4 separate regions of the Mus musculus genome follow, and regions 1, 3 and 4 are each linked to region 2. Evidence: chromatin contacts called from ENCODE POLR2A ChIA-PET data. All regions are on one chromosome and are shown on one strand. The core of a region is the stretch at or near the end of the contact, and the rest is flanking DNA. Distances in the headings are between cores, read along the strand shown. Region 1 holds the start of Uhrf1 (ubiquitin-like, containing PHD and RING finger domains, 1). Region 2 holds the start of Hdgfl2 (HDGF like 2). Region 3 holds the start of Kdm4b (lysine (K)-specific demethylase 4B). Region 4 holds the start of Dpp9 (dipeptidylpeptidase 9).

What was found. ChIA-PET counts read pairs that join two places held with the same protein, here RNA polymerase II (POLR2A).
Region 1: POLR2A ChIA-PET joins it to region 2 with 15 read pairs in embryonic stem cell. The contact joins the promoter of Uhrf1 here to the promoter of Hdgfl2 in region 2. POLR2A ChIA-PET finds 5 or more read pairs at or near these places in 3 of 5 experiments (Patski and embryonic stem cell).
Region 3: POLR2A ChIA-PET joins it to region 2 with 16 read pairs in embryonic stem cell. The contact joins the promoter of Kdm4b here to the promoter of Hdgfl2 in region 2. POLR2A ChIA-PET finds 5 or more read pairs at or near these places in 3 of 5 experiments (Patski and embryonic stem cell).
Region 4: POLR2A ChIA-PET joins it to region 2 with 13 read pairs in embryonic stem cell. The contact joins the promoter of Dpp9 here to the promoter of Hdgfl2 in region 2. POLR2A ChIA-PET finds 5 or more read pairs at or near these places in 3 of 5 experiments (Patski and embryonic stem cell).

The regions. Positions count from the first base shown.
Region 1 is chr17:56,301,907-56,304,606 of GRCm38, forward strand. It overlaps Uhrf1 (ubiquitin-like, containing PHD and RING finger domains, 1), which reads left to right and starts at 1,431. Exons shown (of 17, transcript NM_010931.3): 1 at 1,431-1,655.
Region 2 is chr17:56,078,304-56,081,003 of GRCm38, forward strand. It overlaps Hdgfl2 (HDGF like 2), which reads left to right and starts at 1,328. Exons shown (of 16, transcript NM_008233.4): 1 at 1,328-1,523. The coding sequence starts at 1,452. It also overlaps a transcript of Ubxn6 not described here.
Region 3 is chr17:56,324,605-56,327,304 of GRCm38, forward strand. It overlaps Kdm4b (lysine (K)-specific demethylase 4B), which reads left to right and starts at 1,446. Exons shown (of 23, transcript NM_172132.3): 1 at 1,446-1,625.
Region 4 is chr17:56,217,598-56,220,297 of GRCm38, forward strand. Dpp9 (dipeptidylpeptidase 9) reads right to left here and starts at 1,292. Exons shown (of 21, transcript NM_172624.3): 1 at 1,144-1,292.

The sequences.
Region 1 (2,700 bases), core at 181-2,680, 220 kb after region 2:
CCAGTGCTCTTAACTGCTGAGCCATCTCTCCAGCCCCTCGCCTTGACCTTTAATGTTAATTATCTTTGTTACATGCATTTTTTTGAGATGGTCTTTGTAGCCCATGCTAGGGATGGATTTCGACCCCTGATCCTCCTGGCTTTACTTTCCAAGTGCCTGAGTGCCAGGAGGGTGTCAGGAGGCTAATGACCATCTGGGAAATCTTTCCTTACCATTAGAAATCCCTGTTTTCCCAGCTCTTGGAGGTGAGAGGTGAGGGCCTGGAGACCTTTGGGGCTCACGGAAAGATACTTGAAACATCTTTGGAGGGACAACTTCTACCGAGCCCCACAAATGGTCTGGGGTTAGTGCAATACCTGTTAGCCCAGAACTAGCAAGATGGAGGCAAGAGGCTCTGGAGTTCTAAGTCATCTTCAGCTACAGAGCAAGTTGAAGGCTAGCCTGGGCTATGTGAGACTCTTTTAAAAAACAAACACAGTTAAACAAAAATTGGAAGTCTTTCTGCTAAGGACCTTTAAAACCAACGTCCTTCACTCGGCCTCTGATGCCTTACTTGTTCCAGTCCAGGTGCCTCCTCCTGCCTTCCCCTCTAAGCCTTCTTTATACCTCATGTGTCCTTGGCTTCCTCAGCCGGAAGTGCCTCTGTCCCAGCCCCCACGTGGCCACTGGTCACTTCTGACCTCATGACTTGTGGATGTACCTGGAATTGTCCTCTATGTTCATTATTTTCTTCTCCACTGTTTTCTAGGTCAGGATTTGCTTTCCCAGAGATGGCAAATGCTGGAGGGGAGGGTGTGCCTCACAAGCAGTTGGGCCCCCTAACTCTGGTTTCTCTATCCACTAGTTATTGCACAGATGCCCAGCGCGCGCCAAGTGTCCGCCAAGAATGGTTAGAACAGAGCAGGCCGCCGGGGTGGAGGGGGCAGGGAGGCCCTGCACGCCTGGACAGCTTGCTGACCGGCAGGGTGGGGGTGGGGAAACCAGGCAGGAAAAGAAGCCCTGCGGATGGGTAGCATGAGAGACCATCTGTAGTGTTCTGTTACTCAATGAGCTCAGACCTGACATGGGGTGCAGGGTATCTGGTGGGGAGGCACCCCTCAAGTTCCCCTAGGGGATATGAATATAGATTCAGGGTTGCTTAGATTAAGAGGTCAAAGTTTGTCCAGCTCAGAAGGAATAGACATGTAGTGTGGTCAGAAGTCTCGGGGTGGTGGTGGTGTCCCTTTCTCCTCTCCCAGGAATGCTATGAGGTTTACATGGTGGGGGAACTGGGCCTTCTTGGTAAAGTGAGCATAGCCGGCAGGGAAAGTCCATGGCCCGTTGGGCGGAGCCGGGGGTGGGGTAGATCCTTAGTCATGCGGACGCCCCACTTGCTTTCTCGCTTCCCGCCACAGCGCCAGCCAATCAGGAATCAAGAGCCCTCCCCACCCAATTGGGGTGGAAGTCTCCCGCAGCAGCCTGTGCACACTAATAAAAACGCCCTGAGTTTTCGCGGGAAAAAAAGTCCTAGCAGCTGGAAGGAACCCGCGCTCTAGTGCTCACTTGGGTCTTCAGCCACTCACGCGGCTCCCTTCTGGGTCACCCAGCCGCAGAGCCCTAGCCTAGAACCAGGCGTTCCAAGGGAGAGGAGAGTGCGGATCGCCGCCGTGAGAGAGGTGAGTGGAAGAGCGCGTTCTATGCACACAGTGGCACGCGGGGCACCACGCAAAACTGAAAGGAACCCTTCTCACACAAGGCTGCGGGGGCTTGCTTCAGGGGATCCGATGGGTGTCTTCTACGCTTAGCCCTCTTACTGGTCAGGCGCACTACGTTGACGGCCCGGGTCGTGGGGGGGAGCTTTGCAAAACTTTCCCGCGCGTGGGGTGAGATCTGCAGAGGGCCATTGCCCACGCGTGGGTTCCACACCTCTTGTAAGAGGAATCCGAGTTGTGTCCTCCACGCTGAGCCTCCCTCTCCGGCCCTGTGCACACGGTTAGACCCGAAAACTTGGCATAAGTTTCCCGCGCGTGGCTCGGGGCATTGCACAGCCACTGCGCATGCGTGCTTCTGCATCCGTTGAGGGGCAACTTGAGAGGAATCCTCCACGCTGCACCTGGTTTTTCACTCTCCTGGGTGCCGCTAAAGTTCGCGGGAAACGCGTGGGGTCCGGCGGGGAAGTGCACGCGGCTCCACGCCTAAGAGCGGACACTCCCCGAGATTCAATTGTCGCGCCCGAGTCGGGTTTCGCGCGCCCAGGCGTCTCCGAGGTCATCTAGGCCAATCGCATGCGAGGAGGGCGGGGCACGTAGCCCGGGAGGAGCCAATCAGCAGCGAGCTCTCCGGGAAGGGCGGAACTTAAACGGCGGGGCTCCAGGGGTCTGGCCTGGGCGGCGGCGGCGGATGTGGGCGTGGGCTCTGTGCCTCCCGGGTCTTTAAAGCGCCTTTCCGGGAGGCCAGGGTCTGTGTCCCGAGGGGAAGTTAGGGCAGCCAGCTGTGGGTGGGGTTCAGGTGAGTTTGTGGCCACAAGCGCGCGCTAACGGGTGGCCCGGCCCGGACTGCCGGTTGCCATGGCCACGGCGGGGGGGTGTCTTGCTCTAAGTACGCGCGCGGGAGGCACGGGTCTGGAACTTTGGGGGAGTCCTGAGTGGTGTGTGTGTGTGTGTGTGTGTGTGTGCGTGCGCGGGGGCCCCTGCCTTCTGTGACCGAGTTCTCCCTCCTGGG
Region 2 (2,700 bases), core at 78-2,577:
TTTGTTTTTGTTTTTCGAGGCAGGGTTTCTCTGTATAGCCTTGGCTGTCCTGGAACTCACTCTGTAGACCGGGCTGGCTTCGAACTCAGAAATCTGCCTGCCTCTGCCTCCCAAGTGCTGGGATTAAAGGCGTGAGCCACCACTGCCCGGCAGCACACAGATTTTTAAGGCAGGGCACGGTGGCACACATGTTTGATCCAGAGCTGGGGAGACAGAGGCAAGAGTACATCTGTGAGTTCGAAGCCAGTCTGGTCTATATAAGGAGTTGTCCCCACCCCCCACTCACCAGTGAGGACAGCAGAGTGAGACCCTGTCTCCAAATAAAATTAAGAATAATTAAAATGGCTGGGCAGTGATGGCGCACGCCTTTAATCCCAGCACTTGGGAGGCAGAGGCAGGCGGATTTCTGAGGTCCAGGCCAGCCTGGTCCACAGAGTGAGTTCCAGGACAGCCAGGGCTACACAGAGAAACCCTGTCTCAAAAAAACAACAACAAAAAGAATAATTAAAATGCAAAATGTCAAAGTATAAAGGTGCTGTAAGTATAAAGTGAAAATATGTAATGTATTATAGACAACAAAAAAAGAAAAAAATTTTAAATAATGAAAGTAAACAAGTGAGCTCTGTCCCGCCCCCTTCTCAGCCCTGACCTTTCTTGATCACCGCCCCTTCCTCTGCCAACTCCTGGCGGGAGTTTGCTGAGTTCTGTGGAACTTGTCTTCATGTCCAGCCATTGGTCGAGCTATAGCCAATGGGCTTCATAGTTGCACTGATGCCCTTTTGGAAGGCTGTCGTTAATCCGTCTTCTACGCTGATTGGTTGTTTATATTTCGTCTGGCCGAGTCCAAAGGCCTGTTCAGTACTGTTATGTATGTTCCGGCCTCGCTAGGCCCCGCCCCATCACTGCTTGTCATTAGTTTCAGTCTTCCTTTCACCCACAGGCCACTGCCTCATGCAGCTCTTAAGCCACGCCCCTGTCAAGCCCCTGTCCGTTTTGCGTCTAATTCGTCTAATGCCCTTCACCCCGCCCCACATCCTGACTGCGAGCCACGCCCCTGAGCGATCCCCAACCTAAGCCCCGCCCATCATTCCTCTCTAGGCTCCACCCAGTAGCCGCTTAAACCTTTCGTCTTTTACCTCCGACACCCTCCGCCCCACCCACTGGCTCCTAGTCCACGCCCTTGGCTTCTGCTCCGTTATCCAATCCCGTTAACTAGCTCTGATCCAACCCCTCCCTTTATTGGCCCGCGCGCGTCTCTGTGGTCATGAGCGACGGCGACGGCGGCCCCTAGCCAAGGGAGGGCGGGACTTCCGGTCGTGCTGAACCCAATAAGTAGACGCCGGCCGGCGGCCCGTGCGGACGCCTCCGCCCCTCAGGCGTCCGACTCCCGCCTCTGACTTCGCCTCTCACCGCCGTTGCTGCTTCCCGCGGCCTGGGCCTCCGCCGACAGCATGCCGCACGCCTTCAAGCCCGGGGACTTGGTGTTTGCCAAGATGAAGGGCTACCCGCACTGGCCGGCCCGGGTGAGGCCGCGCGTGGAGTGGACGGGCCCGGCGGAGTTGGCGGCCCCGAGCAGAGGGGCCGCGGGCGGGCGGGCGGGCGGGCGCGCGCGGGGAGGCTGGAATGGAGGCTGAGGAGAGGTTGGGGCTGCTGGCTCAGGTGACTGCACTGTGGTTTTCTGGAGTTGAGGAATCTCCTTCCTCCGGGACCACAGTGCCTGGGGTCTGGTGCGTCTTCGGGGAGGTCCCTGGTCTGAGGGACTTGTGTTCCGCTGTTCCGGATCCTGGCTCTGACCCGTGGTCCTTTGGAATTGAGGTGTGGCAATGTTTTGGTCTGAGTAACCTGCATGGTGAGGTCCTGAGTCTCAGAGACCCACAGTCCTGCAGAGAACGGCCGTGGTGCTAGCCTTGACCTCCTCCGGAACCTGTGTCACTTGGTTTGGTGTCCAGGGCCTGAGAGACCAATGTACCAGAGGTCAGAAATGCGTTTAGGGGATCCCAGGGTCGTGGAGCCTGAGGGATGTAGTGGGGCTCAAAGGGTACATGGGCACGTTGGGATTGGAGTGGAAGGGTCAAATGATGGGAAGAGTCTCTTCCAGAGAGGCTGCGCGTGATGGATGGGGGAGCGGGATACAGCGGAAGGAAAGGGACCTTATCTCTATGACCTAAATGAGGGCAAGGGTTGGAAGAAAGCTTTTCTGGGGACCTGGAGTCCGGCCCTTAAAGGGATTCAGTGGGCTGTATGTAGCTTACCTGAGAACAGGCAGCTTCAAGCTGGAGGTAGGAGGCTTTGAGGTTTCCTGTTTGAGAAAGCTGGAGTCAAGCAGTGTAGATTTTTAGAGCCTGGGTGCGCAGGTGGTAGAATTCTGGCCCTGGCAAAAATTGGCACATACACGGAGACCCAAAGGCTTCTGCTGCCCCCAGGACTTGGGACAGAGATCACTCCAGGGCTGAAGTTAGCTGCATCCATGTGTCAGGACTGAAGGAATTTTTGTTGTGCAGATGGTGGCTAGCGTTGCAAGTCCTGGTGCACATGTTCAGTTGCATAGAAACAGAGTTTTGTTGCCTCTAGGTCTTAGTACAGAGGCTAGATTGGCTGTGTCTGCATGGGGGTGGGAATGGAAGACCATACGGCAGGGAGTTACCATGGGGATGCCAAAGAGCAAGCTCAACAGGAACCAGCCCAGGAGGTAACTCCTAG
Region 3 (2,700 bases), core at 196-2,695, 250 kb after region 2:
TGGCTGGCCTCCAGCTCAATGTAACTAAAGATGATGGTGTAGTCCAAATTCTGAGTACATGGTGACTGGCGTGGGTGATGGCTGTTCTCTTTACATTGCACAATGAAGAGCAATGGAAACAATTCAAGACTCGTCTAGCTTGGAATAATTTATGTGTAACCTTGAGAGTTAGTGAATTAGCAACAGACTAGGGGGGTAGAACAAATATCTTGGGTGCACAAAGAACCTGCTCTAAGGAGGGTACTTTCCAGATGTTAGATATTAAAGTAGAAGGATTTCTAGTCTACCCCATAAAACAGGAATGTTGTCACCTCTGCTTGCTCAAGTATAGAAGCCGTAATGGTAGTTTGCAAAGCAGGCTCTGGATAAAAGAGCTTGCAGTGAAGCCTAACAACCCAGATGACAAACTCCAGAGTTGCCCTCTGACCTGTAGAGGTATATACCACACATATATACAAAATAATAAAAATTTAAAATTATAAATGCATATTGATGGGGATGATATCAGACCTTAACTAAATGCTCTTGAGTGCAGGGTGACTGGTGTGGTGATGCTGTTCCCTTCACATCGCACAATGAAGAGATGGAAACAATTGTGTGGAGCAGGGGCTTGGACACCTGTAGCTGGAATTTGGGTGCCCAGGCCTCCAATTTGCAATACGCTGAGCTAGAGAGTAGGACCTAGGACATTTTGAGAAGTAGATAATTGAATCCTCTTCCACTGAGTTATTGCAACGCTTTCCATGGGTACAGCTATCAGTTCAAGGTGGGGGGTGGGGTGGACCAAGTCGCGCACGTTTTAGGGAACTCATGAACGTTTGGGGAGGGCAATATGGAACGCTTTTGAGATCCTCTTACCCTAGTTCGGCCTTTTGCAAAGCTGGGCTCAAATTCTGACTCTAGATCTAGAACTACTGGGTTTCGAACCACTGTCTCCGGACCCAGAGCTGATGTTGTGCAGGAAATCACGTACTCAGCAGCCGCCCGATCACAGGGTGGAGTCTGGAGCAGCAAGACAGCGATTGACATTCAGTCGCAACCATTCGGCACCCAGAGACCGGTACCAAACACCAATCCGCGTTTGTCTCAGTAAAGTCTGAGAACGCGCTTGTCAATCTGCGTGAGCTCGGGGCTATCCTACACCCGACCGCAGCCGGATTGGCTGTGTGCATCTTGACGGGCATGCTTCGTACCCACTGAAAGCTGAGCCGGTCACTAGGCACGTGAGTGGGTGCCGGCACGTCCTCGGGGTTGGACCAATGAAGGGAAGAAATCGAGTGCCTGCTCCCGCCCCAGGTCGCGGAGGGCGGGGCCGCTCGGTGTTGATGAGGGGAGGGGTGGAGCTGTCAGCCGCCACCAATCAGCGTGCGGGCGTGGGCTGAATGCCCAATGGCGGCCGAGTAGGAGCCGTCGCCCCGCCCCTCTGAAGCTTCGCCTCCCCGCCCCGGGCTCTTGCTGAGGGCTCGGCCGCGAGCGAGCGAACCATCGAAGGAGCAAAGAGACCGGGCGAAGCTCGGAGCCCAGTGGCCGGGGCGAGCGAGTGAGGGCCGGCGGGGGCGACGCGAGACGGCCGGGCACGCGCCGCTCAGCCTGCTGTCTGCGGCCCGGGCCGCGCGTTGCGCCAGGTGAGTGAGTGTGCGATCCGTGGCGGCGCTCAGCAGCTTCCAGGCCCCTTTGGGGGGCCGCGCGGCCGCCATGCCTGCCCCCACGCCGCACCTTGGGCCGCCGCGCGCACTCCAGGCCGAGGCTTTGGCTGCGGCCTACTCGGCTCCTCAGGGCGGCGGAGTACGCCGCGCTTTTGTCCGTTCGGGCGAAGCTGCTGTTTGTTGATCGACAAAACGATTGTGTGCCTGGGAAAGGAGGGTGTGTTTTTTTGGGGGTGGGTGGGGGGGGTTGACGATGGGGCCGGACAAAGGCGGGGCGGGGGCGGGGCGCCGCGTCCCCTTTCCAGGGCACAAAAGATGACAGCGTGGGTGGCCCGGTCCAGCCATCCCTTCAACAACCCCAAATCCTTAAAAATAAAAAACCCACTCCAAGTCCCTGCTCCCCGCCGCTTGCATTTTGGTTCCCTTTGGTTTGGAGCTGTCCCCTCCAAACACTCACCCATCATGGCCTTGCAAACTTGACCCCCGCATGTCCAGAATCTGTAAATCACCATATAATCTGCATTTTAAAAATGAAAATAAATAGTACACGTATCTGCTATTGCAATGGCAGCCTTTCCACCTCGCTTCTGTACCCTGGTCTCTTTGCTTTCCAGCTCCCTTCTTTCTGTAAGCCATGAAATGTGCAGTTTTCCGCGTGCACACTAGTCCAGGGCATCCCGGCAGACAGGGAAGCTTGGCAAAGCTGGGGACAGCTGGGGGTGGCTTTCCTACTGCCATATCCTGGGGGGTTTTGGGGGTTCTGTTAGGGGTTTCGGTCAGCCAGCTGAGAGTATAAGGGATTCCAGGTTTGCAGATTTGATGCTGTAACTGGTGCGGTTTGGCCATTACGGTTCGGGCATCGCGGTTCCTTGTCCCATCTGTCTGAAAGGGGGGGGGGCGGGGCGGAGGATGGCATCGCTTTAATAATTAACACCTGGGGAAGTGTCTTGCCGGAGTAGTTGCTAGTTTTTTTCAACTATGGAGAGGATGGATCCGGTATGTTTCAAAAAGCAAAAAGAAAGAGTGTATCTTTCCCTGTAACCAAGTGGGATTT
Region 4 (2,700 bases), core at 42-2,541, 140 kb after region 2:
TGGTGTGAACTGGGGAACCAGTGAGGATGAAGGGGCCGGTGAAGATGGAGGGGCCGGTGATGTGTGTGGCTTCTTCTCACTCACTTTCCATGCGGGCGGGAGTCTCCGCCTGTGCCTAACCCTATCTACCTGGTTCGACTCTAACTGAGCCTCCCAGCCCCTCGGGGCTGCCAACATGCCCTGGGTTGTACTTGGAAGAGACGTGTCCCTCAGTGTGCGGTCTCCCTGGGACCCAGCAGGGAACTGGCGACTGTGGTCCACACCTCCTGGGCACCAGTCCCAACTCTTCGAAAGCAGGTTGGTGATTGCCCTGGGGGCTCCCGAGGGAGCCTGGGTAACAGGCAGCAAAAAGGCCGCTGAGGTCAAAGGCTGGGCAAAATCGTGGATGGGGAGGGGATGGATGGGCCTAAGGCCGAGATCCTAAGGGTGGGGCTCAAGATGCAGGGAATGAATGCTGGAAGCTGAGGGGGTTCAAGCTAATCCGGGGAGGAAAGGGATGAGACAGAGGATATGATTTTAGTCTGGGAGGGTATCAAGCTTGGCATGCGACAATGTGGAAACTGAGGCAGAGGATAAGGGCTGAGTGAAGGATCAGGCTTGGGGAGTGACCAGTCTTGGAAGAGTCAGGCTGGTAGGGTCATTTGGAGAGGTTCATGCTGCGGGTTTCAAGCTTTGGGGTATGAAGCTTTAGGATTTCAGGTTTGAGAGGAGGGTCAACCTGGACTATCAGGCCTTGAGGGAACAAGTTGGACGGATCAAGTTTTGGGGATCAGGCTTGAGGGATCAAGCTGGGAGGGGAATCAGGCTTGCGGGGATCCGGCTTTAGAAGATCAAGATGGAAGAGGATGAGGCTTGAGGGGATCAGGTTGGGAAGGATGAGGCCGGGAGGGAGGGTTTGGCAGAGACGAGGCTGGCGGAGGCTGGCGGAGGCTGCGCGGACGCCGGGCTGAGCCGCGCTCTGCGATGAAGCTGGCGGCTGCGTCTCCGCAGCGGTGCGGCAGCAGCTCTTGGGCGCGGCCCGGAACCGGCGAAGCGCGGCGACCAGAGCGGCGGGGACGACGAGGACAGGGCGCGCGGCGCCGAGGCGGGCGGACGGCGCCGGCCGGGGCGGGAGGCGGCGAGCCGGGGCCGGACGCTGCTCACCCGAGCGTGGCGCGGAGGACAAGCTGAGCAGGGCGTCCCCGGGGCCGGCGGCGCCTCACACGCGACGCTCCATGCCCAAGACGAGGGCCCGGAAGTGGCGGGCGCGGGGGGACAGCGAAGGCGGCGGACACCGGGGGGACCCGCCAGCTGCGCCTCCTTTGACCCGGAAGTTGAGCTGCAGAAGCAGAGGCTTTTGATTGGGTAACGTCAGGGCAGAACCAACGTCCGTGAAACTCTAGGGGACAATGCTCAGGAGCGTCTTAGGGCTGAAGGCAAGGCTGGTGGCCCCTTGCTGTCTGGGAGAGGACTGCGGGATGGACACCCCTGCTCCAGTTCTGCTGGCCAGCTCGACCCTGCAGTGACCTATTAAAAATATCTAAGAAAGCTGAGATATTGGTAGAATAGTGGTTAGGAAAGCTGCCTTCCAAAAGGTGGCCCCGGGTTCTAGTCCCAGATTGCTTACGCCGCTCATCCCAGCGCTCGGAAACTCTCCACTTAATCAGGCTAGCTTTGAACTCTAAGATCTGCCTGCTCTGTCTAGATCTCGCCCACACCATGTTTTACTTTGTTTTTTGTTTTTCGAGACGGGGTTTCTCAGTATAGCCCTGGCTGTCCTGGAACTCACTCTGTAGACCAGGCTGGCCTCGAACTCAGAAATCCGCCTGCCTCTGCCACCTGCCTCTGCATTAAAGGTGTGCGCCACCACGCCCGGCTCATGTTTTACTTCTTATCTGTGCATTGTGTCTGAGCCACGCGAGTGTGACAGAAGAGGACAATGGGTTTCTTTCCTTTTAATTTTTTTAAATTTATTATTATATCTAAGTACACCTAAGTACACTGTAGCAGTCTTCAGATTCGAGGGCGTCAGATCTCATTAAAGGTGGTTGTGAGCCACCATGTGGTTGCTGGGATTTGAACTCAGGACCTTCAGAAGAGCAGTCAGTGCTCTTAACCACTGAGCCATCTCTCCAGACCCACAATGGATTTCTTGTAACTGGAGTTAAGGCCACATGAGTGCTGGGACATGGACTCCCCTCCTCGCAGAGCCACCTCTCTCAAGCCTCTAAAGAGCTTTTGTAAATAAAGACACACTCCCCAAAAGTTATCCTAACAGGGTTCCTGCAGAAGGGCATCCATTGTTTGGTGAGTGACATTTAGTGAGCATCCTCCATTGTTGTTGAAGTGTCCCCACTTAGCTTCCTAGCTAGTTAACTTTTTGACCGGAAATCCTGAGAGCTACATTTTTAACATGATGTTGCAACCCTGTTCCCTTTCCAGGAACCCTCCCTGGAGACACCATTTGTTACACAATTACAGGACGTGGCTGAGGGCCTGGCGGCTCTCCTGGTCTTCCCCAGTTCCAGCCATCCTCTTCTCTCTCCTGACCCCTTTCTTTTCACACCCATTTTGGGGAAGAGTCTCATGTAGCTAAAATTTATCTTGAACTCCTGCCTCTTCCTCCCCAGTGCTGGGGTGACTGTACACCACCATGCCTGGTTAATGAGAAGCTGGGGATTGGGACTGAGCCTAAGCCCCAGCATCTGCTTGAACTTGAAG